Regions from separate parts of the Homo sapiens genome. Here region 1 is linked to region 2. Evidence: read pairs that join two places in POLR2A ChIA-PET (ENCODE). Cell type or tissue: IMR-90. All regions are shown on one strand. Each heading gives the region's core, and the rest is flanking DNA. Links, peaks and the distances in the headings are about the cores only.

Region 1 (15,161 bases), core at 4,100-8,099, 62 kb before region 2:
CGCCTCATCTTTATCCCCAACCCTGTGAGCTCTTCCCATATTTCTAGTAGACTTTTCCCTCCCTCCCCCAACCCCTTGCTCCTGGAATGGAGCCACCATTCACCCAAGGTGGGTGCCCCTCCTTTCTTCCACGCGGAGTGGGGGCAGCTCCTTTGATGGCTGGTTTGCACGTCGACCATCCCTTCCCATAGGTCTCCTGGGGAAGTGACACCTTCCCTCCTCCTGTCAGCCCCAGGACCGACTGGCCCCACACACAGACCCGCGCAGGAGCAGCAGGGTCTGGACCCCAGGCAGTTTGGTCCATCCTGGGCTTAGGGGGCCTCCTGCTGATCTTCATTCTCTTCCTTGGAGAGGACAGGGCAGGAGCAAACACCTCCAAGGGAGTGACCTCTTCACAGAGTGACCTCTCCAAGGGAGTGACCTCCTCACGGGAGTGACCTCTCCGGGGGAGTGACCTCCTCACGGGAGTGACCTCTCCGGGGGAGTGACCTCTTCACGGGAGTGACCTCTCCGGGGGAGTGACCTCTTCACGGGAGTGACCTCTCCAAGGGGGGGTGTGTGCATGTGTGTGCGTGTGCACGTGTGTGCATGTGTGTGCGTGTGTGTACGTTTGTGCGTGTGTGTACATGTGTACGTATGTGTGCATGTGTGTGCGTGTGTGACTGCATGTGAGGATGTCTGCCTCCAAAAGTGGGGGTAACAATAGTGTGCAGCCTGTTCTTGTTCCTGACTTTGGCAGAAACGCCAAAAGTGTGTCCCACTAAGACACTGTTTCTATTTGTCCATAAAAATGAGGAAATAAATCTTGTTTTTCATAGATGGAGATGATTATATAATTAGCACCTTTGAAATCGTGGAAGCCTGGTGATTTGGGGTCAGGGATCGAAGGGAGCAGTTCTGATTTTTGTATGTGAATGTGTCTGCTTAGATTTTCTATATTTACTTAGTTAATTTCAGTCAGTCATATAAAACTGTCTTTTCTTTCAGGTTTTTCAGTGTTTGGGTCCGGTGTTACAGTAATCTTCTAAGATTTTTTTCCCCTTCTTATAGGAAATCACTTGGTGATTAGGCCACCAAGAACATCATTCTGACAATCATCGGAATTTTAATATGTCTGTGAATTGGATGATGGCATTGTATCAGTGGTATCAATGTTAAATTCCTGATTTTGAGCACTGTATGTGGTTATGTAAGAGAATGTTCTTGTTTTTAGGAAACACATACTGAAGTATTTAGGAATAAAATAATACTGACTCCACTCAGCGACGGGATTAGCTTTTGTTTAGTAGTTTCAATAAGCAACTTTGCAAATGTGCAATGGCCACAATGTTTTTAACAAAGGTTCCATTTGGAATAAATTTGCTAATACCACTTAAGTAAGAAAATGGGGTGTGTAAAGTAAAAATTCTAACACATAACTAACATATTTTGGTGTGTATTTTTACAGCAGTTCCATGTCTATTGTTTTCTGAATATCCAGAGTAACCCAGAATGTTCTAAAATGTAGGAGGAAAACACAGGACCTCACACAAGCTGCAGACTAAGTTTCTCTTGGGAAAAAAAGTGATAAATGTTACTAAATTACTGACACCCCCCTAACAAAGTTTGAAAAAATCGAGTTTTACTGATGGTGCACTGCCATGTTTATTTCTTCACACTCCCATAGCTATGAACATTGTACATAGTCCTTGTGTGGACACATACTTTCATTTCTTTGGGTAAATACCTAACAGTGGAATGGCTGTGTTATATGGTAGTTACTATTAACTTTTTAAGAAATAGCCAAATTGTTTCCAAAGTGATGCTACCATTTAACCTCCTCATCAGCAGTGTATGAGCACTGCTTCACACCCTCAGCAACGCTTGGTCGGATCAGTCCTTTAAATTTCAGCCACTCTCACAGATGTGTAGTGGTGTCTCGCTGTGCTTTCATTTGTATCTCCCTAATTACTAATGCTGTTGAGAATTTGTCATGTGCTTATTTGCCATCCATATTTTTTTTTGTTAAGTGTCTCTTTAAATCACTTGCCCATTTAAAAACATTGTTAGTTTTCTTACTATTGGGTTTTGAGAGTTTTTAATTATGTTCTAGAAAAGTGACTTTAGTCAGATGCATGATTTCAATAGTTTTTTTGCCAACCTTGTTTTCATTCTCATAACAATGTATTTCAAAGAACAGAAGTTTTTAATTTTGATGAAGTCCATCTCATCTTTTTGTTTAATGAATCCTGCTTTTCATATATGTAAGAGCTCTTTGCCAAGCCCAATATTTTCCTCTGTAAGTTTCATAGTTTCAGGTTTTAAATGCTCTGTTTTGAATTAATAATTGCATATGGTACAAGATATGGATCCAAGTTCATCTTTTTTCAAGTGGATGTCCAATTGTTCCAGCACCGTTTGTTGAAAAAACTATCATTTCTTTGCTGATTTTTATTAGCTCCCTGGTTAAAAAAATTAGTTGTGAATATACATTAGGATTTATTTCTGGACTCTATGCTGCTCCATTGATCTATTTGTCTATCTTATGCCAATATTACACTGTCCTGATTACTGTGGCTTTACAAGTCTTGAAATTACAGAGTGTTAATTTTCCAATGCTGTTGTCCTTTTTCAAAGTTGTTTTGGCTATTCTAGGTCACTTGAATTCCCATATGAATTTAAAATCAGCTTGTCAATTTTTATAAAATAGCCTGTTGGAATTTTGATTGAATCAGCAGACCACTTTGGGGATAACTGACCACTTAACAGTAACGATGGACACAGTTGACTTAGTTCATTCTGTGTTGTTATAAAGGGATATCTGAGGCTGGGTAATTTATAAAAGAAAGAAGTTTATTTAGGTCATGGTTCTGAAGGATGTATAAGGAGTATAGAGATGGAATCTGCTCAGCTTCTTTTGTACAGCTTTAGAACATGGTGGAGAAGGTCAGAAAGGAAGCGAGCACATGCAAAGGGGAACCAACCCTGATGTGCATCCTGACTTTATAGCCACCCACTCTCTCAGGAACTGGTGCATTCATCCAGAACCAATCCAGTCACCTTACAGACAAACATGCAGACCACAGCAACAGTATAATTCTCCATTTATTTGGATCTTATTTATCTCAGCAATGTTTTATAAGTTTCAGTGTATAGGTTTTGCTTATATTTGTATAGATTTATACCCTAAGCAGATCATATTTTATGTCAATATTGTAAATGGTAATTTTAAATTTCAATTTATAAGTATTTGTTAATAACAGATAGAAATACAATTGATTTTTGGATTTTGAGCTTGTGTCCTGCAACACCGCTAAACTTATTATTTGTAGCAGCTTTAAAAAGATTCCATTGGGCTTTCTATATAGATGATCATATTGTCTATAAATAAAGACAGTTTTACTTCTGTTATTCCACCTTAGATGACTCATTTCTTTTTCCACCTTGTTGCACTGGCTAGAACCCCTATTCCAATATTAAAAAGAAGCAGTGAAAGTGGCCATCCTTGTCCCGATCTTAGAGTTTCCCACTAAGCATAATGTTAGCTACAGGTTTTTCAGAGATGCACTTTAACAAGTTGAGGTACTTCCCTTCTATTTTGTGTTTGTTCAGAGTTAGGGTTTTTTTTTATTTTAATAAAGAACAGATACTGGATTTTATCAAATGCTTTTTCTGCATCTTTTGAAATAATCACAATTTTTCTCTTTTCTAGTTTGTTAATATGGTGAATTACAGTAGTTGATTTTCAGAACTTAAACCATCTTGTAATGTTCATTTATTTACAAATTTTTTAATGTTTTGTTCTGAGATAATTGTAGATTTCCATGCAGTTGTAAGAAACAATACAGAAAGATTCTGTATACCCTTTACCCAGTTTCCCCCAACGTTAGCATCTTGCAAACCTATAGTACAATGGCACAAACAGGATATTGACATCAACAGGACCATGATAAAGAACAATTCCATCACCACGAGGATCCTCTGTGTGGCCCTTTTGTAGCCATACCCACTTTTCTCCCACCTCAATCCCCTCCACTACTGGCAACCACTAATCTATAGTCCATCTCTATAATTTCATCATTTCAAAACTGTTATATGAATGGAATCATACTATCTGATCTTTTTGGATGGATTTTTTCACTCAGCATAACTCTTTGAAAATTTATCCATGTTATTTCAAGTATCAATAGTTCATAATTCTCTGAAAATTTATCCAGGCTATTTCAAGTATTAATAGTTCATTTCTTTTTATTGCTGAGTAGTCTTTCATGGTATGAATGTACCACAATTTGTTTAACCATTCATCTGCTGAAGGATATCTAGGTTGTTTCCAGTTTTTACCTATTATGGATAAAGCCACTATAAGCATTTGTGTACAGGTTTTTGTATGAACATAAATCTTCATTTCTTTGGGATAAAATCCCAGGAGTACAAATGTTGGGTCATATGGTAGTTGTATGGTTAGTTTTTTTTAAAACTTCCAAATTATTTTCTAGAGTGGCTGTATCATTCCCTCTAGCATTATGTTGATCCAATTTCTCCACATTCTTGTCAGAATTTGGCATTGATTATAGCCTTTATTTTAACCATTCTGATAGATGAGTAATGATATCTCATGGTTTCGATTTGCATTTCCCTGATGGATAATAATGTTGACACGTTCTCATGTGACTATTTGCAATTGATACATTTTCTGTAGTGAAATATTTCTTCATGTATTTTGCCCAGTTCCTAATTGAATTGATTCTTTCTGTTGAGTTTTGAGAGTTCTTTATATATTCTAATACTAGTCCTTTGTCAGATAAGTGATTTGCAAATATTCTCTATAATTCTGTAGTCTTTTTATCCTAATAGACTCTTTCACTGAGCAAAACTTTTCAATTTTGATAAAATAAAGTATAATGTATAATTTTTTTTCCTTTTATGTATTGTATTTTGGTGTCAAGTCTAAGAATACTTTGTCTAGCACTAGATCCTGAAAAAATTTTCTATGTTTCCAAAAGTTTTATACTTTTATATTTTTCATCTGGTTCCACAACCCATTTTGAATTAATTTTTATATAAGTTGTGGCTTAGGTCAAGTTTCGTATTTTTGCTTATGGACATCCAATTACTCCAGTACCATCTGTTGAAAAGCAGTTTTCCTCCACTGAATTGTTTTTGCATCTTTGTGCAAAACTGAGTACTCTTTCAGCTCTGCCCTCTCTTGCTTCTTTCCTTGTGAGACCCTGGTGGCATGCATGTCAGATCTTCAGTCAGTCCCACAGGTCCTAAGGCTCTATTCTTCTCTTGTTATTCAGATTGGATAATTTATATTATCTTCCAGTTCACTATTCTTTGTTTCCTTCATTCTTCTCCTTTTTTAATTTTTTTTTTTATTCGAGACAGAGTCTCGCTCTTTCATCCAGGTTGGAGTGCAGTGGCACGATCTCGACTCATTGCAACCTCCGCCTCCCAGGTTCAAGTGATTCTCCTTCCTCAGCCTCTCAAGTAGCTGCTTCATTCTTCTCTTGAACCATCTACTGAGCTTTTTATTTTGGTTACTATAGTTTTCAATTATAAAATTTCCATTTGATTCTTCTTTACATCTTCTATTTATTTGATAGGACTTTCTATTCCATTGCTTTGTTGAGGCTATTTTTTTTTCATTTGTTTCAAGAATGTTTGTAATTGTTTGTTGAGGCGGTCTTATCATCACTATTTTAAACCCTTTGTTAGATAATTTTAGTATCTGTCATCTCAGCACTGACATTTTTGGCTGTCTTTTTCATTCAGTTTGAAATCTTCCTGGTTCTTGGTATGGTTAGTAATTTTTTATTGAAACCTGGACATTTTTATACTATGTTATGAGACTCTGGATCTCATTTAAAAACTTGTTTTAGCTGGCTTTCTTTGACACTGGTCTAGCAAAGGGAGGGAGGGAGGCACTACCTTGTTACTGCCAGGTGGAAGCAGAAATCCAGGCTCCCACTAAGGCCTGTATTGATACCCAAGAGGAAGGGGGTAACTTGTTACTTCTGGATGGTGGCAGGATTTCTGGCTCACCATGTGGTCTCCACTGATTCCACTCTAGGGGAAGCCTCATTACTGTTGAGTCATGGTGGAGGTCTTAACTCCTCACTAAGCCTCCTCCACCTCACCCCACTGGGGAGGTAAAGGCTTACTTTATTACTGCTGAGTAGGAGTGGAGGTTTAGGTTGTTTGTGGTTTCCACTGAACTGTGAGGTGTGGGGTGTCATGCCTTATGATCAACTGGTGGGGATAGAAATACTGGCTCTCTACTTGGCATGTGACATCATTCTCATGCTCTACTTGGCATGTGACATCATTCTCATGAGCATGAAAATTTAGGCTCCCCAACTTGGGCTTTGCTTGCATAGGTGAGGGTGAGGCCACAAAGTTTCTGTCTTCCTAGGTTGTTCCTATCCTGGTCCTCTGGCTAGAAACAGTAAACTCTTATTAGGGATATTTTTGTCTGCCCTTTGGTGTTTCTAGGTTTCCAGCTTCTTCAGCTCCATATCTGGGATATACAAGGGAAAAGGAAAACCCAGGGAGCTCAACACCATATCATTCTTCAAATTCCCGTGTTCCTAGCAGATCTGCCTTCTTTGCTCCACCTTTCAGAATATTTTTCTATTTGTTTCACATATAATTTTCAGGGTCTTTTTGTTGTACTTGGCAGGAGGAATAGGGAAAAGCATATCTACGCCAGGTCCCAGAGAGGAAGTCTGTTCCATGTGGTTTTATTGCTATGTTATTTGGTGCATTAAGATTTCATGGTTGGCTGAGCAAGGTGGTTCAGGACTGTAATCCCAACACTTTGGGAGGCTGCTTGAACCCAGGAGCTCAAGACCAGCCTGGACAACATGGTGAAACCGTCTGTATTAAAAATACAAAAAATTAGCAGAGCGTGGTGGTACACACTTGTAGTAACAGCTACTCTGGAGGCTGAGGTGGGAGAATCACATGATCCTGGGAAGTTGAGGTTGTAGTGAGCCATGATTGCACCACTACACTCCACCCTGGGTGATGCGAGTGAGACCTTGTCTCAGAAAAAAAAAAAATCATGATCAATATACAGTGCTGTTTTAACTCACTTCATAATTTATGTCTTGAATTTAATCTGCCTTTGTTTCTCTAGGTTTTAATGTGCCCTTTCTGAATCACTTTGTTGTGGATGAATTTCTTATTTACTTGGACTTTACTACATCTTTCAATAGGTAAGTATATTTAATTTGCATTTGACACATTTTGTTTTAATGCCAGCATTTTACATTTTCTATTTATAATGTTTTATTTTCTAACTCTCACTGTATGAACTTCTTTCAGAAGTGGGATGTTTTCCTTATGGTGATCTGAAAGGGTTACACTGTTCAATTATTCCACTTTTTTCTTTCATATATTATACCCTATATTAGTCTCCCTGGGCTACAATAACAAAGTACCACAGACTGGGTGACTTAAACAACAGAAATTTACTTTCTCTCACAGTTCCGGAGACTGGAAGTACATCAAGGTGCCAGCATAGGTGATTTCTGGTATAGGGGAGGATCTCTTCCTGGCTTGAAAACAGTGGCTCTCTTGCCAGGTTCACACATGGAAGGAGATTGTGAGGGTATAGAAAAATATTTGGTGTCTCTAAGGACACTGCTCCTATCAGATCAGTGCCTGACCCTTATGACCTCATTTAACCTCAATTACTTCCTGTTTTAAATACGGCCACACTGGAAGTTAGGGCTTCAACATACAAATTTGAGAGAGGAGGAGGCACAAGCATTCAGTCCATAAAACACCCCAACACTCTTTTTGTAGATTTAGCACTTTAGACAATGTCTATTGAACATATACGTTAAAAGATAAGAAAAGCAGCAGACCTTCTCTTACCTACTTTTCTCACCTCTCCTCCTCTTACCTACTTTCTGATCTTTCCTGATTATAATTTTTTTTTTTTGGACAGAGTCCTGCTCTGTTGCCCAGGCTAGAGTGCAGTGGCACGATCCTGGCTCACTGCAACCTCTGCCTCCGTGTTAAGCAATTCCCCTCCCCCAGCCTCCCAAGTGGCTTGGACTACAGGTGCACGCTGCCACTCTGGGCTAATTTTTTGTATTTTAGTAGAGATGGGGTTTCATCATGTTGCCCAGGCTGGTCTTGAACTCCTGAGCTCAGGCAATCTGCTGGCCTCAGCTTCCCAAAGTGCTGGGATTACAGGCGTTAAGCCACCGTGCCCAGCCAATTCATTCTCATTTTTATTTTAGTTCTTCCTATGGCTCCCTTTAGAACTGTTACTTCTTGATGTTTTTCCAACTTAGAAACTATCTGTGCCTTCCCACTGTGAAAGACCAGTATTCTAATACACTTACACTCCTTTCCCCAAACCTCCTGATTTGTCAACTTCACCTCATAAGGATTTATGTCATTTTCTTCCGAGACTATCTAAAAGTTGTTGAGACTTGGCTTTCCAAGCTGGCAACCCCAGCCCTAATTCATAAGGAATCACCATGGGTCTGGTGGGGGCAGGAGGAAGTAAGGTGAGAAAGGCCACAATTCCTCTGAAATTCCCACCTCCTTTCCCATCTCCTTCAGCCCTCTCCTTTTAGAGGAATCATTGGGGGGCAGAGAGGGGGGCATTCCCTTGGGCTCTGACTTCTGTCCTCTCCCACTGCAGCTTCCAGGCAGAGTGGAGGCAGGTGCTGCTTTGATGCAAGGAGCTGATTTCCCTTCCTCCACTTTCAACAGTAAAGGCTGTTGCTGTTTGTCTTTTCTTGCTCAAACCGTTGTGGTTCATATCCTTGGGTGTGAGGGTAGTGAGACAGGGGGCTTCACCCAGCTCCCTAAACCAGAAATCACTGACAATTCTTCACAAGTACAGAGTAGGTGCTATGGTCCCTAAATTACTGAAGAGAAAACTGGGACTAGGGGAGGTGACTTGACTTTCTCCAGGCCCTCAGGCAGTGGATGGTGGGGCTATAACATGGAGCCTTCTCCCTCCTTGTCCTGTGCTTTTCCTTCTCCAGTTGGGTAGAGACAGAAACATTTTCTAACCACAAAATTAAGAGAGCTTCATTCACCAGAGGTGTCTTGGTGGAAAGAGCTCTCATTTTCTTTGTAAAAATTCGACAAGTACTGAGATGAAGGGCAAAAGTGTTGGCACCCATTCTCCTCATTATGGCTACTTCAGAAAAGGGAGTTGGCATAGGTGTACCTACAATGAACTGAAGAGTTTACAGTCACTAGGGGAAATGTGGGAGGGAAGAGAAAATGCTGAGGCTGTGGAGGGGTTAAGTCTGGGGGATAGCAAAGTGGACTTCAGAAGTCCAGGTACATCTTAGTGTTTCACAACATGAATACCCTCCGCCAGCACCCCATGTAGCAGAAAGCTTTTGAGGAGTGCCACATTGTAGAGTTCTGCACCCAGGTGAATATAGGGCAGGACTGCCTACAGCATACAGACCCTGGTCCTAAGACGTGAAATCAGGAGGAGAGTCTTCATGAAGTAGAAGACCCCCCCACCCCACCCCAGGAGAACGCTGGACTTTGACATGCCTAGACTCAAAGCCAAATGTATCTGGCTCTTTGAAGGAAGAGCAGAACTTGAACTTGACAGCTTCCTTGCTTTAGTCCTTGTTACTGTGCCAGAGGCGGCACAGTGCTGAGGTTAAGAGCATAGGCTCTGGAGCTGACCTGCATAGACTCAGATCTCAGCCGTCAGGGCCTCCATTTGCTCATCTCTGATGTGGGAGTAATAACATCACCCATGGCAGAATGCTGTCCTGAGGGTTCAAGTGATCTTTGCAATGCACTTAGACCAGTGCCAAGGGCGTGGTAAGTACGATGGGAAGTATTTAAATACAATGTGTAAAGCTGGATAAAAGTGTCTATCGCATGGCTATAAGATGAGGTGAGGCTGGATGCGGTGGCTCACGCCTGTAATCCCAGCACTTTGGGAGGCCGAGGCGGGCAGATCACGAGGTCAGGAGATCAAGACCATCCTGGCTAACACGGCGAAACCCCGTCTCTACTAAAAATACAAAAAATTAGCCGGGCGTGATGGCGGGCGCCTGTAGTCCCAGCTACTCAGGAGGCTGAGGCAGGAGAATGGCGTGAACCTGGGAGACAGAGCTTGCAGTGAGCTGAGATCGTGCCACTGCACTCCAGCCTGGGCGACAGAGCAAGACTCTGTCTCAAAAAAAAAAAAAAAAAAAAAAAAAAAAAAAAAAAAAAGATGAAGTGAGGAGGGGATGAAAACTGCCTCACTCTCTAGGCTGCTCCACGCATATGAGCTGCAGCCATCCACTGCTGCGCTTTTTGTTAAGACAGCATTCCTAGGTCAGATCCCCACTACTTTTGCCTTCATGTTGCTTTTCTGTGGGTTCTGTCTCCTGTTCAGCATATTTATATATCTTTTGCCAGTTGGATCTGAGGTTTCCCCTAGGGCTTGCGTTTGATCTCTTCTCCCAGATGGTTCCCAAATGTGGCGGAAAAGGCTGAGGTCAGCTGCCATAGTGCTGTTCAGACTTCCCTGTGGTAGAGCACGTACAGGATGGCTGAGCTGAGGCTTGCGATGTCTGAACCACTCCAGGAGACTGAGGGGACAAGTACGGTAAGAAGTCCCAGACACACAATGGACTTCCCATGTGTCAAGCTGCCTCCCACTAACTGGGGGCACAGAAATGACCCTGCAGACTCCAGGCACAAATCGGGAAGGGACCTGGAGCCATCACCTGGACTCGATGGTCGGCCATCTCCTCCAGGTGGCCTTCAGTCCCAACCTGAGCAGGCTTTCAGAGCAGAGGTCCTCTGCTGGCTTCACATGCATAATTTGGAGGTGGGAGAATCTTTAAAGATTCTGATGCCAGGCCCAACCCAGACCAAGTCACTCCCACCATCTGGGCTAGAGCCCAGGCCCAGCTAGCTGCCATTGACTTGGAGGAAAAGCAGCCCACAGGCTCAGGTCTGGGATGTTAGCATTCCTTACGTGATCTGGAAGCTACAAAAACCAAACAAAACACTTTGTTCAAACACCACATGGCGGAGGATGAGGGCCACTCGCAGCTGCGCACGAACATTCCTTCCGTGAGGGAGATGAGCTTCCTCGCGGCCTTTCTGGAGGACTCGGATTGGCAATACTTGCAATGTAACAATGTCTCCCAAACCAGCTTCCCGGAAAATGAAAAGCACTTCGGCATTCACCCTGGAGCAGGAGGAGCTTTCAAAACCTGCAACAGGCCCCAGAGCTCGAAGGCCCTCAAGGGTGGGGTTCTGGCTGCTGCCGTCCGTTCTGCTCCAGCCAGCGGTGAACTCAGTAGCCTCGGCGTCCCCAGAAACCCCGCCCTCGGAGCCTGGGCTCCCGCTTCCACGCTTGTTCCCCTGGGGTCCTGAGGGTGCCACCACACGGGGACAGGGGCTGCAGCGAGACAGCAAGTGCCTGGGGAGTCCGCACACACCACACGATAAGCAGCCGCAGACCCGGAGCTGAGGCTGTGGTCCCGAAGAGAAACCCTTCCCAGATTCCCCCAGGCTCCTAGTCCTTGCATCTCATTGGCTGGAGGGGCATCACGTGTGCATCTCTAAACCAATCACAGGCTAGATGCACGGTGGCCTGGCTCCTGCTTGGCTCTGGATGTGCATTTCCAGTGATGTGGGGCTTCCAGCGGCATCCATGTTCATCCACCTTGGGCTGCCCCTGCCTCACCCTCCCAGCTGAGTGGGAGCCTCTTTCTGGTCCAGAGCCTCCTGCTGGGCTGCTTGGTGACCGCCTGGCTTGGGCCACCTGGGCCCGCTGGTGGCGGTTTGCACAGCTGGGGCTGTGTAGTCCCCAGCGGCTGGCCAGACAGGCTGTGCCTGCTCTCACTGGACCCATGGGGTAACTGAGGCACAGGGCCGGGATCCAAACGCAGCACCGGGTCCACAGCCGGCGGTGTTGATGACTCCACTGAGCAGGTGGTTGGTCCCAGCTTGGAGTCGTCTGCGTCTGCCCCCTCCTCTGGGGAATCGGGGGTGATGGCATCACCCACACCCGTGTGGACGGTGTTGCAGGCTGTTACCTCACACGCCTCAATGTCCTGGTTCAGCCACCTTCTGAAGTGGATCCTCTGCCTTCCCATGTGTCGCAGATGAGGCAGTGAGGCACAGAGAGGTCAAAGGTGCCCACCCAAACAAACGCGGCTAGAGTTGAGGAGCCAGTGTCCGCAATCCAGGGTGACTGCATTCCGAGCACCACGCCGTCCACCTGTGCGGACGCGTCCGCGCTCTAGGGTGAGCTTCAGGATGGTGTCCAGGCCAGGCCTGTCCGTTATGTGTGGTTATGGCAAGTCTTTCCTAACTGTCCAGAGTTTTGATGGACTCAAGCTCTCTCAATATCAGGAACTTTAAAAAAGGAAAGAGTCCACCCAGGTCTGAATGTAGATGTTCCTGATGTGAGCAAAGAAAAAAGGAAACCCCAGGAGGGGAAGCTTATAATTTTCACCTCAGTGGCCAGGACCAGGGCAGTGTGGGCTGCGGAGGGTGACTGCAAGGCCTGGGGTCTCCAGGATGACTTAGGAGCCATAAAACTTCCTCCGCTCGGTTTCTGTCGTCACCGGTCTGCTTTGCTGCAGTGACAGGCAGTAAAACTGTTATCTTCAAAATGCCTTGTCTAAAAGGCAGCCAAGAAAGGAAAACCAGGGAAATGCATCCCATTCATGCTGATGTCAAAAGAAGAGGCGATTCCAGAAAAAAAGCCTTTGAAGGAGCAAGATAATGGAAACACAGCTTAACATGTGGTCCGGGACTTAGCATGGGAAAGGCGTCACTTTTCCAGAAGCATCTGGTTCAAAGTGTTGGTGTCATGTGAGAAGAACCAGCATAATACTGGACGGGGGTCTTGTGGGCAGGCTGTGAGGGGCTCTACATGACATGCTTGCTCCCTCATGCCTTACACTGCAGTGCTGAGTACCCTAAGACCTGAACCCAGAAATATCTGCATGTGGACCCAAAGGTATGGGTCAAAAGTGTGAAATGAAACAGTATTTTAAAGAATTAAAACTAGAAACAAAGATAATATCCATCAGCAGGGAATGGCTAAATAAATTCCAGCATATTCATACTGGAGAATAACATGCAGCCACTAAAAAGAATGGGAGAGCATCAGGGAAGTACAAGTTAAGACTTTATGAGGCCCTATCACATACCCAACAGAGTGACAGCACTCTAAAAAGGCTGATAATACCAAATGTGGTGAGGACGTGAAACAACTGGAACTTTCATACACTCCTGGAATGCGAAGTGATTCCATCATGTGGGAAAATAGGCAATTTCTGTTAAAGCTATATATACATCTCTTCATGATACAATCATTTCACCCTAAGCAAAGTTAGAAAAATCAGTGAAATGTCCAACAACAATTCACAGCGACTTCATTGATAACAAGCCAAAAACTTGAAGCAACTCAATTGTCTATCACTTGGCTAATGGAGAAATAATTGTAGTGTAATTCATCAATGGAATAGTATACAACAATAAAAAGAATAAGCAATAGAGACACATGACAGTATGGATGAATCTCACAGACATTATTTGAGCAAAAGAAGTCAGGCACAGTAGAGTACATACTACACACTTCCAATTATTAAACTTAAGAACCGGAAAAATCCAAACCATGATGCTAGAAATGAAAATAATGGTTTTCTCTGGGAGACAATATTGACTGGGAAGAATAATGATGGAAATGTTCTATATCTCGATATGAGCAGTGGTCACACAGTGTAAATATATCTAAAATTTATTGAGCTATACAATTGAGATTTGGGCATTTTGCCATATGTAAGTTATTCCTCAATTTTTTAAAAAAAGAAGACAAGGAAAGTTAATGATTAACTTTGATTTTTTTATTTTTTATTGTGCTTTTAGTACTCTACCAATAATGAAAAGGCATTACGTCTGTTTGAAAAACAAAGTATAAGTGTTTAAAGCTCTAAATTATAAGGTAAACCTATTTGTGTTCACATGAAAAAAATCCATGACACACTTTGACTGGAAAAAGAAAGTAGCAGAATGCCAGATACAGGAGAGTTCTGCTTTATATTAACATGAGAAAGACTTTGTTCCCATGAGAACAACAAGAGAAACTCAAACAAAATTAAAATTGTACTTTTCTAAAAGACTGGGGTGGGGGTCGTGGTCAGGCAGCAGCATGAAGAAAGCCTTGAGAACTGAATTCCAGAAAGAAACAAGCATAGGCAAGAAAGAGAGATGACAGCTCCCAGGCTTCCTACTGAGGTCTGAGGAGGATCGGCCTGCTGTGGATAAGAAACTTTATGGGGACAAAGTGCTGTCTGCTGAACTTTGGGTGGCAGTATGAACTGATGGGACAAATTGGAGTCTAGAAAAGCCACAAAGGCAAGGATAGAGCACATAACCTGAGCAATTCACCTTCCCCACTCCAAGTTTTGACATAAACATAGCAGTGGAGGAAGGGTGGCTAAGCAGAAATAAACCATAAGATCTCATACTTGCTGTGATTAATGGATTCCACACCCCTGCCTGAGTTGAAACTGCAACCAGCCCCCTCTAAGACCAAACACTGACAAGTCTGAAAAACTCTATCTCAGGAATTTGAAGTTGAGTAATCACAGGTTAAAGCTGCAATTTTTTTTTTTCTCAAGGAGATTCTAGGAGAAAGCTGAGTGATTGGCTTCTCACCCTCACTACATTCTGAGGAAAGGAAATGCATGTCTAAGGAACCAAAACAAAAATGCTTCAATCTTCATTATTCATTTATACACAATGTGCCAAACAACAAAAATATATAAAACATGCAAGTAAGTGAAAATGTATGGTTTATACTTAGAAGAAAACAAAATCTCTAGAAGGAGATGATTATCAGATGAACCAGTAATTGGGAAGAGAAAATACTAAAACAATTATTTCAAATGTGGGTGAACAAATGGTATATTTCAAAAGATGAATGTGAATACTAATAGACCATATGAAAGAAAAAAATCAATGGGTGGGCTTCAATTGTATAATGCAGAAGAAAGAATCACGAACTTGAAGGTCACTGGAAAGTATTCAAACTTTTTCCTCAAGACAAAGGAAAAAGATTTTTCAAAATATGAACAGAACTTCTGCAAAATGCGGGATTATAACAAGAAGTCTGAAATATAAGAATTTGGGATCTAAAAATGAGAGAGAGAAAATGGAAG
Region 2 (15,161 bases), core at 5,667-9,666:
CCCCCGAGCAGCTGAGATCACAGCGCTCCAGCCAACAAAAGGCAAGCAGTGACGTGAAGAGAGCCCTGGAGTCAGAGTGAGAAGTCCTGGGCTCTGGCCACAGCTCTGCCCACTTGTGAACATGATTTTTGTAAGTTCATGAATAGAAGGAGAGGAATTTTCTTAGTCTGCTTGTGTTGCTATAACAAAATACCTGAGACTGGGTAATTTATCAATAACAAAACTTTATTTTCTCACAGCTCTGGAGGCTGGGAAGTCCAACATCAAGGCCCCTGCAAGTTCAGTGAATGGGCAAAGGCCCATTTCTCATGGAAGGTGCTGCCTGGGGGTCCTCACACGGTGGGAAGAATGAAAAGGGGAAAAGGGACAAGTGCCACGTCCTCAGATGGCAGCAGAAAAGCAAAAGGCACACGCAGGCTCCCCCCGCCCTTTTATAAGGCGCTAACCTGCTCATGGTGGTGGAGAAGGCCTCACCTCTTCATACGCCAAAATGAAGATTAACTTTCTTTTTTTCCCCAAAAAGCATAGTTCTTACTGATACACAGTCCTAACCACTTGAGTGGTGGGTGAAGTGGGAGAGGATCTCTTTTGAATCATAATGCGGCTTCACTGTTACCAAATACGCAGGCTGGTGGCATCACAGATGTATAAACCAGTGACAATGTTTAGTTTCTGCTAGAATGACAAGGTGAGCGTCAGCCTCTGCTTCTGTAAGTATCCTGAATTTAGGATTTGCAGCTGTAATCTCTCCAACTTTTCTTTCTGATGATTTGAAACCAATGGATAGCACGGTAGACAGGCAGGTAATTGCAGTTACCACTGTCTGTTCAGGCCGGGCACAGTGGCTCATGCCTGTAATCCCAGCACTTTGGAAGGCCAAGGCAGGCATCTAGGAGGAAGGCATGGATTTACGTGTGTGTGGCCCATGCTGGGTGTGGTGGTGAAGGAAGTGGTGAGGTCAGGAGTTCGAGACCAGCTTGGCCAGCATGGTGAAGCCCCGTCTCTACTAAAATTACAAAAATTAGCATGGTGGCATGGCATACAGGCATGGTGGCACATTCCTGTAATCCAAGCTACTTGGGAGGTTCCAGGGAGGCAGAGGTTGCAGTCAGCAGAGATTGCGCCACTGCACTCCAGCCTGGGTGACAGAGTGAGACTCTGTCTCAAAAAAAAAAAAAAAAAAGATATGCCAAGCAAATAGAAATTATAAGAAAGTTGGAGGTGCAACTTTAATGTCAGGCAAAGTGGACCCAGGACAAACAATATCATAAGGAATAAAGAAGAAAGATAAAGAAGTCAACTCGTCAAGAAGACAGCATCTGAAATGAATATTCACCAAATGCGAAATTCTCAACATCCATGAATTAAAAACGGACAGAACTGAAAAGAGAAATGGATTAATCCACAATTATAATACTTATAATGGCGATTTCAACCCCCTTTCAGTAACTGTTAGAACACATAGGCATTAGAGTTAATCAAAAAGTCAATAATTATTCATCTAAAAGTCAACATTTTGAAGACATCCAAATATTCTGAAATCAAGCAATGCACTTCTAAATAATATTTCAGTCAAAGAAATCAAAAGAAAATTTAAAAATATTTTTTACTGAAAGAAAGTAATATTTTTAATGTCAAAATAAAAGGTATACCTAAAACAGTGTTTGGAGAAAAACACACAGCCTTATGTGCTTGTATTAAAAAAGGAGAAAAGTCTAAAATCAAGGATATAGGTTTCTACTTAAGAAGCTAGAGAAAGTAAAAGTAAATCAAAAGCTAAGTAGAAAGATGGAAATTAAAAAAGAAAAGAGTGGATATCAAGGAAACTGACCAAAAAAATGGAGAAAACCAATTAAATCAAAGCTGGTTTATTGAAAATGTCAATAAAATTAATAAGTATCTAGATAGATTGATCAAGATAAGAAAAAAGAAAAAACACAAATTACCAATATGAGGACTAAACTGGAGCACAGCACTACAGATCTTACAGATGTTAAAAGGATCATAAGGAAATATTATATTATAAAGACCTCAAAATTGACAACTTAGAAGAAATGGAAAAATTCATTAAAAGACACAAATTACCAAATTGGATAAGGGAAATAATAGAAAGTCTGAATATAGCTATAGACTAAAAGAAATTAAAATTATTACCAAAACCTTCCAAAATGGAAACTCCAGGCCCAGATGGCTCCTGGATGAATTCTATCAAATATTGAGGAAGTAATAATGCCGATCTTCACGAAAGCTGTCAGAAAATAGAAAAATTTCCAACTCATTTTTTGATGCCAATATACTAGTCTTCAAAACAGACAGTTGTCTTTTTGGGTTTTTTTTTTTTTTTTTTTTTGAGACAGGGTCTCACTCTGTCACTCAGGCTGGAGTGCAGTGGCATGATGACAGCTCACTGCAGCCTCAACCTCCCAGGCGCAAACGATCCTTCCACCTCAGCCTCCCCAGTAGCTGGGACTCTAGGCACGAAACCACCATGCCCAGCTAATTTTTTTTTGTTATCACTTGTTTGTAGAGACAGGGTTTCACCATGTTCATCAGGCTGGTCTTAAACTCCAGGCTGGTCTTGAACTCCTGGGCTCAAGTGATCCACCCGCCTTGGCCTCCCAAAGTGCTGGGATTACAAGCATAAGCCAGCATGCCCAGCCAAAACAGACAGATTTTAAAAGGAAAGAGACCTGTATGCCAATATCACTCACAAGCCTACAGTTAAAAGTCCTTAACAAAATCAAATTCAGCAATGTATTTTTTAAAATTCATCATGATCAAATGGGATAGATCCCAGAAATGCTAGACTCATTTAATATTAAAAACCAAATAATACAATTCACCATATTAATATAAATTTTTTTAAGACAGAGTCTCACTCTGTTTCCCAGGCTGAGGTAGAGTGGCGTGATCTCGGCTCACTGCAACCTCTGCTTCCCTGATTCAAGCAATTCTCCTGCCTCAGCCTCCCGAGTAGCTGAGATTACAGGTGCCTGCCACCACCCCTGGCTAATTTTTGTATTTTTAGTAGAGATGGGGTTTCACCATGTTGGCCAGGCTGGTCTTGAACTCCTTACCTCAAGTGATCCACCCACCTCAGCCTCCCAAAGTGCTGGGATTTAAAGATGTGGGCCACAGTGCCAGGCCTATAATGATTTTTAAAAAACATATGATCATCTCAGATTTCTCTACATCTATAGAAAAAGCATTTGTCAAAATCCAATAGCTGTTTATCATAAAAACTATTAGAAATCAGAAATAGGGAAACTCTTCAAACCTGACAAAGAATATCTATGAAAAGCTTATAGCTAATATCAATTTAATGAGAAAGGTTAAATCTTTCCTCTTAAGGAGCAGTGCAGTGGTGAATACTCTCCCCACTTCTCTTCAATGGCATATGCAGAGCCCTGGCCTAAGCCCAGACTTTTTATGAGAAAAATAAATAAAAGGCATACAAATTGGGAAGAAAGATGTAAGACTGATTGTCTTTATACACAGACAACATGATTGCGTATCTAGAAAACTTAGGAAACCCAAAAAGCTACTAGAACTGACATTTGAATGTAGCAAAGTCACAGAATACAAGATCAATGAACAGTCAGAAATTATAATTTATGAACTACAATTTATGATAGTATCAAATAACAATAAATGCTTAGGGATAAATTTAACATTTGGATCTCCAAGTGTAGTGGCTCCTCACACCTATAATCCCAGCACGTTTGGAAGCTTAGGTGAGTCCAGTTCAAGAGCAGCCTGGGCAACTTGGAAGGACAGCCTGTCTCACCACTCCTATTCAACATAGTATTGGAAGTTCTGGCCAGGGCAATCAGGCAAGAGAAAGAAATAAAGGTATTCAAATAGGAAGAGAGAAAGTCAAATTGTCTTTGTTCACAGATGACATGATCCTATATCTAGAAAACCCCATCGTCTCAGCCCAAAAGTTTCTTAAGCTGATAAGCAACTTTAGCAAAGTCTCAGGACACAAAATCAATATGCAGAAATCGCAAGCATTCCTATACACCAAAAACAGACAAGCAGAGAGCCAAATCATGAGTGAACTCCCACTCACAATTGCTACAAAGGGAATAAAATACCTAGGAATACAGCTATCAAGGGAAGCGAAGGACTTCTTCAAGGAGAACTACAAACCACTGCTCAAGGAAATCAGAGAGGACACAAACAAATGGGAAAACATTCCATGCTCATGGATAGGAAGAACCAATATCGTGAAAATGGCAAGTAATGTATAGATTCAATGTTATTCCCGTTAAACTACTATTGACATTCTTCACAGAATTAATTAGATGAAACTATTTTACGATTCATATGGAACCAAAAAAGAGTTCTTATAGCCAAGACTATCTTAAACAAAAAGAACAAAGCTGGAGGCATCACACTGTTGGACTTCAAATTATGCTACAAGGCTATAGTAACCAAAACAGCATGATACTGCTAAAAACAACAACAAAAAAACAAACAAACAACAAACAAAAAAACAGACACACAGACCAGTGGAACAGAATTGAGAACTGAGAAATAAGACCACACATCTACAACTATCTGATCTTTGACAAACCTGACAAAAACAAGCAATAGGGAAAGGATTTCCTATTTAATAAATGGTGCTGGGAAAACTAGCTAGCCATATGCAGAAAATTGATACTGGGCCCCTTCCTTACACCTTATACAAAAATTAACTCAAGATAGATTAAAGACTTAAATGTAAAACCCAAAACTATAAAAACCCTAGAAGAAAATCTAGGCAATGCCATTCAGGACATAGGCACAAAGATTTCATGATGAAAATATCAAAAGCAATTGCAACAAAAGCAAAAATTTATAAATGGGATCTAACTAAAGAGCTTCTGCACAGCAAAAGAAACTATCATCAGAGCAAACAGTCAATCTACAGAATGGGAGAGCATTTTTGCCATCTATCCATCTGGCAAAGGCCTAATACCCAGAATCTACAAAGAACTTAAACAAATTACAAGAAAAAAGCAAACAAGCCCATTAAAATGCAGGCAAAGGACATGAACAGACACTTCTCAAAAGAAGACATACATGCAGGCAACAAACATATGAAAAAAAGCTCAACATCACTGGTCATTACAGAAATGCAAATCAAAACTATGATGAGATACCATCTCACACCAGTCAGAATGGCGATTATTAATAAGTCAAGAAACAACAGATGCTGGCGAGGCTGTGGAGAAATAGGAATACTTTTACACTGTTGGTGGGAATGTAAATTAGTTCAACCATTGTGGAAGACAGTGTGGTGATTCCTCAAAGATCTAGAACCAGAAGTGCTATTTGACCCAGCAATCCCATTACTGGGTATATACCCAAAGGATTATAAATCATTCTATTATAAAGATACAGCACGCATATGTTCATTGCAGCATTATTCACAATAGCAAAGACATGGAATCAACCCGAATGTTCATCCATGATAGAGTGGATAAAGAAAATGTGGTACATATAGACCATGGAATACTATGCAGCCATAAAAAGGAATAAGATCATGTCCTTTGCAGGGACGTGGATAGAGCTGGAAGCCGTGATCCTCAGCAAACCAACGCAGGAACAGAAAACCAAACACCGCATGTTCTCACTTATAAGTGGGAGCTGAACAATGAGAACACATGGACACAGGGAGGGAAACGACACGCACTGGGGCCTGTCAGGGTGTGGGGTTGGGGGAGGGAGAGCATTAGGAAAAGAGCTAATGTGTGCTGGGCTTCATACCTAGGTGATGGGTTGGTAGGTGCAGCAAACCACCATGGCACACGTTCACCTATGTAACAAACCTGCACATCCTGCACATGTACCCCAGAACTTAAAATAAAAAAAATACTCTTAGCTTCTGTGTGTGTTTCTGTGTGTCTGTATCGTCTCCTCTTCTTACATGGACACCAGCCATTAGATTAGGGCCACCTAATCCCATAGAGCTACAGGACACAGGACGTCCTGGTTCCTGGAGCATTGACTGTAAGTCAGACGTTATGTAATACAATTCTCTCTTCACAAAGAGAAACGGATAAAATGTGTCTACTTTGTCATTTTGGATTGGAGAAGAGAACGTCCATGGCTCTTTGAATGAATGAACCATTTCACCAAGTCTCAGTGGCCCCAAGAATCCTTAATAAATACCCTACTGCTGGTTCCCCCGTGCTGGGGTGGGGCAGATGAGTAGCGTAGCACCGAGAGCTCATGGTCCTTCTCAGGACAGTGGTTTCAGACACTGGGTAAGGGTGTGTCTGAAACGCACAAGTGTGTCCCTGCTTCTAGGGAGTCCCCAGAACACAGCAGGCACCCGCACAGACCTTCCACACGGATGGCTCACTCTTCTCCACGCACCAGTAAAGATCACCCAGCCAGGAGGACTGGACTTGGCCCTGGGACACCTGGTGGTCTCCTGCTTCGGTCTGGATGCCCCCGTGAAGTCGTAAAGGCCCCCAGGTGGACCCAAGGAAAGCGGGGAGGAGAGGGCTTCCTCGTGGGGCTCCAGAAACCAGGCACTCGGGCCCCTGCCTCTGCGAGACGTGTTCACTCATTTTGCGGGGTCCCCAGTCTCTGCAAAGCACAGCACCGACGCAAGGCTGGTCTCTCTGCTTCGCAGGACTCGGTGGTGACATGGGCCGATGGTGGAGGTGCAGGCACCACGGCCTTCCTGCTCCCCACTGGGGTGGAACCTGCAAAGCTCCTTCGTTGAAGTGGTCACTCCCAGTACCTTGGAATGTGACTTATTTGGAGACAGGGTGTTTGAGAGGCCCTGAAGTAAAAGGAAGCCATCGGGGTAGCCCTAATCCAATCCGACTGGCATCCACATAAGGAGAGGAGATGAGACACAGACATTCCCAGAGGGAGGACCACATAATGACATGGAGGAGACGCCATCTGCCCACGATTCCTGTCCCTGGAGCATTGCAGTGAGGCCGGTGTGGGGCAGCCTCAGGGGCGTCCACACCAGGTGAGACGGGGGGTCCAGAGAGACGACGGGCTTGAGGGGTCCTCACCCTGCACCTGCAGCACCAAAAACTCACCGAGGCCCTCAGGGTCCTCCTTCCCGCACCAGCGGTTCTCTTGCACTTTCTCCTCACTCGGGACTCAAGGGGCCACCCAGAGCAGCCACCGCAGGCGCCCTGCATGGCTAGAGGGGCCGCCAGGGTCCATGCTCCCGGAGCCTTCTCAGCTCCAATGCAGAAAGCGTGGGAAAGAAAGACGTATTCCGGGGTTTGTGCATCACAGGCTTAGGCTCTGAGGGGAGTGGAAGTACCAGGGCGGAGAGGAACCTTCAGCAAAGATCCCACGTGGCAGAGGCTGAGCTGGAGAGGGTGACCTCAGCAGGGAAGTGAGGAGAGCACAGAGCAGCCAACCAGTTCCTGGCAGCTTTGGGACCGTGTCTTCTGGGGACTGTGGCCAGGTTCAGGCTCAGCCCTCACCCTTGGTGGTGACTCCGAGGCCGGCAGAGCCCCAAGTCAGCCTGTCCTGGGCAGGCACAAGGGTCCCACAGCAGGGTCACCCGGAGTCCCCAAGCTGGGCACCCTAAGGGGTGTCACCAGAGGAAACACTTGGGTCTGTGGCTGAGGCTGAGGACCTGGCTGGGCAGAGGCCCCCATGGCCTTCATGCCTCTGAGAAAGGGTCAGAAAACTCCTGATGATGGAGGTTAAACAGCCGTGGTCCCTGGGGCATGGAGGCCTGAATGCCACTGAGCCAAGTTATGTGGAAACAAGGAAGGCAGCATCCAGCACCACTGCCCATGGGAGACTGTGGGCGTGACCAGGTCCTGCAGGGTTGCAGAGGATGCCCAGGGGACCGGCAGCCCGGGGCTTGCAGGAGGGACCCCAGGCCCACTGAGCTGCAACTTATCAATTAAACCCAAGGATTCAGGCCACGTGGTCCCAGATGTGAAGTCGAGCCCCAAAGCCACTATCAGACTTTGGGATCCCAGCCAGGTCACCGGCCTCCCTGCTCCCGGCTCCCTCCTGGTCCAACATGGACTGGGGGTCTGAGGAGTCCACGAAGCTATGTGCTCGCTGCTCAGACACTCACCCCCACACGTGCTGTCACTGGCGGCTGGGCTCATAATTGGAAACAGACCCATGTGACTCAGAGGAAGCCAGCACTGCCCCAGCTCACGCAGGCCCTCCTCGGAGCTTTAACAAGGGGCTAGCTTCCTGTGAGCCCCACTGTGTCCCACTGACATGTCAGCCACACCGCTGAGTTCATCCAGCCAGGGTGTCTTGGAAGGTTCTGTTCCCACGCACGTAGCCAACAGCACCAGGCTACACACACACGTGTGGACACACATACACACACACACATGTGCGCACACACATCCACACGCACATGCACACACACGTGCATGCACATACACACCCACACACGTGCACACACACGCGTGTACACTCGTACACGCACATGGACACACACACGTACACACATACACATGCACACATCCGTGGACACACACACACACATGCACACATGCGCACACACACGCACACGCACATCGAGCTCCCATCAGCCCCTCGCGGCCACCCAGGACACAGGATCACAGTGAGCTGCAGTGACCACTCAGGGCTCCCAACGCCCGTTCCGGGGACCCTTGCTGGGGACTCTGCTTTGGAAAATGCAACAGAGAACAGACGTCTGCAGAGGCAGCCGCACAACTCCCTCACTCCCGGGGAGGTGCAGCCCCTGCTCTGTGGGCTCAAGAGGAGGTGTGCCACAGAGGTGCTGTGGGGGTGGCATGGATGTGCCTTGTGGGTGCCCCGGGGGGTGCTGTGGGGGTTCCCTGGGGGTGTCAAGGGGTGGGCCACATGGGCGAGCCCCCGATGGCGTGTTGCGCTGCTCCCAGACTTGTCCTGTCAGCGTGGCTGCCGCCCATTCTCCTCGCGTCCCCCCCTCCTCCCTGGAACCAGGTCCAGATGTGAGGTTCTGCCCTCGTGGCCACCAGCCTCCCAGCAGATGACCAGGAAGTCGCTGTGAGCATCTCACGGGGATGGAGAAGCACATTCAGTGAGTGTCAGGAGGATGTCAGCCTAGACTGGGTGAGGTCCCAGGTGCAGCCCCGTGGGTCATAAACAGCAGCTAAACCTGCAGGGCCCAGGGCGGTGCAGCTGCCGAGGCACAGAAGACGACAAGGGGCACTGGCAGGAGGCCCCCGAGCGCCTGGGCTGTACATGCAGATAAAAGCAGCAGACACGTGGCCTCACCAGCTCCCACTGCAGCCCAGCCTGCAGGCCAGGAGTCTGGGGCTCAGCCAGTCTCACGCAGCAACTGCAGCCTGGTCCCGGGCCCGGGGGGACGGCCGTCTCCAAGCTCACTCGGCTGACAGCCAACCTGTTCCCGGTTCCCGGCAGCTTTGGGACTGTGTCTTCTGGGGACTGTGGCCAGGCTCAGCCCTCACCCTTGGCAACAGTCCCCCAGCCCCTCACAGGAGTCCCCAGGTGCTTCCAACCCTACAACTTCTCTTCTGGCCCCACTCGAGGTGCCATAGGCCTCCCGTCATGAGGCCAGGTCCACCCAGTGACCTCCCACCTAAGGTCAACTGATGAGCACCCCAACTACTCTGAAAACGGGATGTCACAGAGCAGGAGTGACGCCGGGGTACAGACCCAGGCCACCCAGTCTCCTGCCCACCACCGAGGAGAGGACGCTGAATGGGGCTTCTGAGGCCAAGTGCGCCAACGCAGACACTGCGTAGCCCCAGAGGCCTCGGGGACAACGGGATGAGGAGGGCACTCGAAGGCGCCCGGCACACGGCCGTCTCCTTCGTGCACCAGGACCTCCTCCCGAGCTCAGACACAGAAGGCCTGCTCTGCAGAAAACATGGGTGTCTGACCATTACCAGTCACTCACTAATAGCCCAAATTCCTTCCTGATAAATGTGCCGTGACACATTCACCTGGACCTAGCCACCTTCGGAACATTTTCTCCGAGTGACAAATATGACTGCACGGCCCGGGCTCTGGAAAGTGTGTCATGTACAGGAACGGCCGAGGTCGTTTAGCTGGCGTGGGGGTGGGCACGGCCCTGCATCCCCCCAGCAGTGAGGCAGGGACAGACTGTGAAGCCTCCCCCAGGCCCCACTGAAGACCCCCCGGTCCCCAACCCTAGGGACTGAGGGGTGGGCCCAGAGCAGGGACAGGGGAGCCTCAGGGTCTCTGCAGCTGGGGCCTCCCAGCGCTCCCCCTGGCAGGTGGCCTGGGCCAGGGCAGCTGACTCAGAGCCCCGGATGGCAGGGAGGCCCGAACCAGCTGTGGCACCCACGGCCGCACCCGACAGCCATGGAAACTTCCCGACAGCAGTCGCTGTTTCACAGCTGAGGAGGAGAGGGGAGCAGCCCAGGGGCCCTGCAGCAGGTGCCATGTGGACTCGGCCCAGCCGTCCAGGACCGGAAGAGCAGGCGCAGCCACTGGAGGGCTACGGATTCCAGGGCTTAGAAGGAGGTGCCGGCGGCTCCCAGGGAGCAGGCCATTTGCTTGTTCTCAGCAGCCCCTACCACGGGACAGTGAGAACCTTCACACCACACGGAGGAACCCGCAAGACACGCATGCCCCTCTCACGGGTGGGGAAACTGAGGCACCCAGGGAGCAAATGACTTGCCTCAGGTCAGGCAGAGGATGAATGGGGTCCTTCATGCCCTGTCTCTCCCAGGCTCTGAGTAGCTGAGCGCCGTTGGCCGAGGCAGCCTGGGAATAGGGAGGCAACAGGAGCCTGGACGGCAAAGAGGGGGTGAGCGGTCAGCTCCCCCGACCCCTCCACAGACCCCGTCCACCGTGCAGGGCCCCAGAGCCCAGGGTCCAGAGGCCGCCCCTCAAACACACTGTGGCTTTGCAGTCCCTGGAGGCTGCCGTGCGTGTCTGCTGTGGGCGGTACAAGGACGGGGGACAGCAGCCCCCCGAGGCCAGGCCAGGTGGGGGCAGGGGTCCTGCAGATGCAACCTCGGGGCTCCCGTCAGGGCGGCTCTCAGGGTCAACAGCCCGGCCCACCCTCCCCAGGCAACCGTTCACCCCGCCTCAGTCACGGCTTGGACGACGACGCTCGCTGCTCAGCCATCGTGGTGTGACCCCGGGAGGCTGTGGTCAGTCCCAGAGTGAGCAGGCCTGGGGGTGCTGTGCCCCCTCCTGGCAGGGACCCACCCACTTGATCTCTCTTCCCATCTGACCCTTGCTCCCCAGAGACCCTCCCAGTCCCGACCTGTCCCACAGGCTGGGCCTTGACAGAGAAGCCAGGTGGGCTAGAGGGTCCTCTCACTTTGGGCCTCTGTGTCCCTGGGGTGCCACGCCTGGGACTGTCCACACCAACTGCAGGGGAGAGAAGCTCAGGAGGACTCAGGACCTGGCAATGCCAAGAAAATGACCCCCTCCTCCAGGAAGGCCACTGGGCTTCCACTCAGGTGGGGAGGCTGGGTGACCAGTCCCTGGGACGTGAGCTGAGGCCAGAAGACATGCTGGCAGGGATCGGGGCCTTGAGCATTCGTGGGGGCAGAGTGGGGCGCCTGATAAAGGGGGTCTCTGAGCTGGTGGGAGGGGGCCCCTGGAGAGCTGGGTGGGGTGGGGGACTCAGAGTCTTGTCCAGAGGGACCTGAGCTTGGAAGAGGTGACCTGGGGGGCAGCCGGGCAGGCAAGGTGCTCCCAGCCTGCAGGCCATCGTCACCATCCAGGTCTTATTGGGAGGCCCTGGGCCGCACCCAGCAGCCCTCCCCCGCCTGCCACCACATCTGCACGTGCGGGGATCTAATAAGTGAGTTGGGTAATTGGGTGCGTTGAGCAGGGAGGGGGCCACATGTTGCTGGTCTCACCCTCGACCGCATCTGCTTACTGAGAGGAGGTTTGCCCGGTGGAGTCTCCACAGGGCCCTCCAAGGCTGGGCCTCAGACCCTGGGGGAGGGCAGGCGGCAGCCTCCAGGGAGTCCTGACTCGGGAGAAATTGAGGGGCCCCTGTGGCATTTCGGTTAAACCAGCCCCAGAAAATCCCACCCCTGCGACGACTGTGGGCCCCGGAATCAGGCCCTCTCGAAGTGGCTTCCAGCTCACAAGTTCATAGCCACCCCCCGGCTGCCGCCCACAGCACCGCGCCCTCCACGCGGGGCTGCACGTTTGTTCCGGGTCTCAAGGCTGTTAATCCTCAGGACAGCTGGTTCTGTTTAGGGCTTGATTTGTCCGACAATTTAAAATTTTCTTCCTGCCGGAAAGCGGCTCCTTCAAAGGGAAGAGAGGCTTCTCTGCGGCCGACGTCGCTGAGTCTTCCAAGACCTCAGCCCACAGAGCGGGAGGGGCCCAGAGGGCAGCGTGAGTGCCTCAGACCACGGGAGGGAGCTGCCCAGGAGCCAGGAGGACCAGTGCCCCCAAAGAAACGCAACAGGGCACGCAGCCCCACCACGCCCCACTCCTCCCGACCTCAAGGAACAGAGCAGGCAGGAGTGGGAGGGAGGCGCAGACAAGGCCTGTGTCCTGGGCCTGTAGGGGAGAAGCTGGGGAGAGCAGGCCCTGTACCCTGAGGATGTGGAATGGGCGCCCCACCGCAGATGGCTCCTAGGGTCCCTTCCAGGCGGTATTCCTAATTTCTGGGCATGTGTCATCCCTGTGGCTCGGCTGCACGGGCTGTGAGCTGCTCCCGATGCCTGTGGAACAGGGGGCTGCTCCCCACCCCCGCCAACATACAGGGCAGCGGAGATGCAAGCAGCAATAGCCTGACTTTGAGGCTGGATGTCCAGTCTCTGGGTCCGAACCCATCCCAGGCGAGCTGTGGTCCCAGACCCCCTAGTGCAGCTCTGGGGGGGACCCAGGGCCCTGTCTTGAGCTCTGTGACGTCCCCTCCCCTCTGAAACTGGCAACTGGTCCCAGGCAGTGTGACCACCCCACACCCGGCCCTGTGGCTGCTGTGAGTGCCCTCTGACCCTGCCCTGTGGTGGCTTCCTGTGAGCAGCGGCAGCAGACCCATCTGCTCCCGTGTTCCCGTCTGAACCCTCCTGCCGTCCTGGGGGCTGCGGGAGGGGCTACCAGCCAGACGAGGGCTGACCCGGGAGGCGAGTACAGTGGTGCCGGGGAGGGTCAGGGGTCTCGGTGAGAATTGCGAATGGTCAAACCCAGAGGTTGCACCCGAGGCCAGGTCCAGAGGGGAGCCCAGGCCACCCTGAGGGACAGGTCCCTGGGTGGGGCGGGAGCCGGAAAAGGAGGAACACACTGGAATGCGTCCCAGGTTCTCCATCAAGCTGACGTTGGCATCAGGGTAAATGTACAATTCTAATAATGTGAGAATAAGGCTCATTAGAGGTAGATATTGGGTTTTGTTAAAAGGTATTTCCAGCCTGTCTTAAACCAATCACAGGACTTCTCTCCTCTTGTGTCCATCAAGGACACTTAGGTGCCTCCAGGTTTGGCTGTGTGTGGTTTCACACCATCATGCCAGCTGGCACGCGCGTGCACCCAGTGGTGCTGACACCTCCACAGTGAGCCAGGGAAACCTGCCTGCGGCTGCCACCGCCCCAACCCTGGTATCCTGGGAGGTTCCTCACGGGCAGCTCGCCCGACCCAGGTGCAGTGAAGAGTCCCCTGTGACTGAGGAGGAGCAGTGACACAGCCAGGGCACAGTGTGATTCCAGGACTCCCGGACCCCACCCCTGTGACCGAGGAGGAGCAGTGACACAGCCAGGACACAGTGAGACTCCAGGACTCCCCGACCCTGCCCCTGTGACAGAGGAGGAGCAGTGACACAGCCAGGACACGGTGTGACTCCAGGACCCTGCCCCTGTGACCGAGGAGGAGCAGTGACACAGCCAGGGCATAGTGTGACTCCAGGACCCTGCCCCTGTGACCGAGGAGGAGCAGTGACACAGCCAGGACACAGTGTGACTCCAGGACTCCCGGACCCTGCCCCTGTGACCGAGGAGGAGCAGTGACACAGCCAGGACACAGTGAGACTCCAGGACTCCCCGACCCTGCCCCTGTGACAGAGGAGGAGCAGTGACACAGCCAGGGCATAGGGTGACTCCAGGACCCTGCCCCTGTGACCGAGGAGGAGCAGTGACACAGCCAGGGCACAGTGTGACTCCAGGACCCTGCCCCTGTGACTGAGGAGGAGCAGTGACACAGCCAGGGCACAGTGTGACTCCAGGACTCCCGGACCCTGCCCCTGTGACTGAGGAGGAGCAGTGACACAGCCAGGGCATAGTGTGACTCCAGGACCCTGCCCCTGTGACTGAGGAGGAGCAGTGACACAGCCAGGGCACAGTGTGACTCCAGGACTCCCGGACCCTGCCCCTGTGACTGAGGAGGAGCAGTGACACAGCCAGGGCATAGTGTGACTCCAGGACTCCAGGACCCTCCCCCTGTGACAGAGGAGGAGCAGTGACACAGCCAGGGCACAGTGTGACTCCAGGACCCTGCCCCTGTGACTGATCGCCTGGGTGCTTTTGCCCCACCATCCTGACCACTGTCATCATGGACCAGTCAGTGGCACTGCTATCCTCAGACAGGCTGGCCTGGGCTGAATGGTGGCCTTCAAACTTGGTCATCATCCCAAATAAAATGACAGGCCCAGCCACACAACACTGAAATAGAAAACAGGCAAACAATAGAGACAATCAACACAACAAAAAGCTGACTCTGAAAAGATCAATAAATTTGATACAACTCTACCTATACTGATTTTTTAAAAGAGAGAAGTGACAAATTATTAACATGAGAAATGAAATAGGAAACATCACTACAGATCTGACAGACATTAAAAGGACAATAAAGAAATATGATGACCAACTTTATGCCAATAAATTTAGACAACTTATATAAAATAAACAGATTCCTTGAAATATATAAATTATCTAAATTAACTCAAAAATATTCCTATAGTTATTAAGAAAATTGTGTGAGAGGTCTTCACTGGAGAATTATATCAAACATTTAAGAAAGAAGTAACACCAATTCTGAATAAACTCTTTCAGAATATAGAAGGGAAGGTAACATTTCAAAATTTATTTGATGAGACCAAAATCATCCTGATACCCAAACCAGAAAAGAAAAACACAGACCAACATCTCAAATGAACATAAACACAAAATTCCTTAACAAAGCATTAGCAAATTGAACCTGCCAATTTATATAAAGGATACTATACCATAGCTAACTGTGCTTATGCAATTTTG

The links. ChIA-PET counts read pairs that join two places held together with the same protein. Peaks named below come from ENCODE experiments on the same cell type or tissue, not always from the same donor. Only the 100,000 strongest peaks of a DNase experiment are listed, where the experiment ranks them.
Region 1: POLR2A ChIA-PET joins it to region 2 with 6 read pairs; 4 of 35 experiments call an interaction of 5 or more read pairs at or near these places.

Annotation. Positions count from the first base shown.
Region 1 is chr21:46,011,150-46,026,310 of GRCh38, forward strand. No RefSeq gene overlaps it. Among named protein-coding and RNA genes, the nearest start is that of COL6A1, 37 kb to the left of the region's middle. RefSeq lists an enhancer at 11,778-12,277. In IMR-90, for the core only: no CTCF peak of the experiment used is centred there; no DNase peak of the experiment used is centred there.
Region 2 is chr21:46,071,420-46,086,580 of GRCh38, forward strand. It overlaps the pseudogene PSMA6P3. Among named protein-coding and RNA genes, the nearest start is that of COL6A2-DT, 19 kb to the right of the region's middle. RefSeq lists enhancers at 8,688-9,197, 13,509-14,009, 14,010-14,510. In IMR-90, for the core only: no CTCF peak of the experiment used is centred there; a DNase peak (open chromatin) is centred at 8,132; H3K27ac peaks cover 2,195 bases.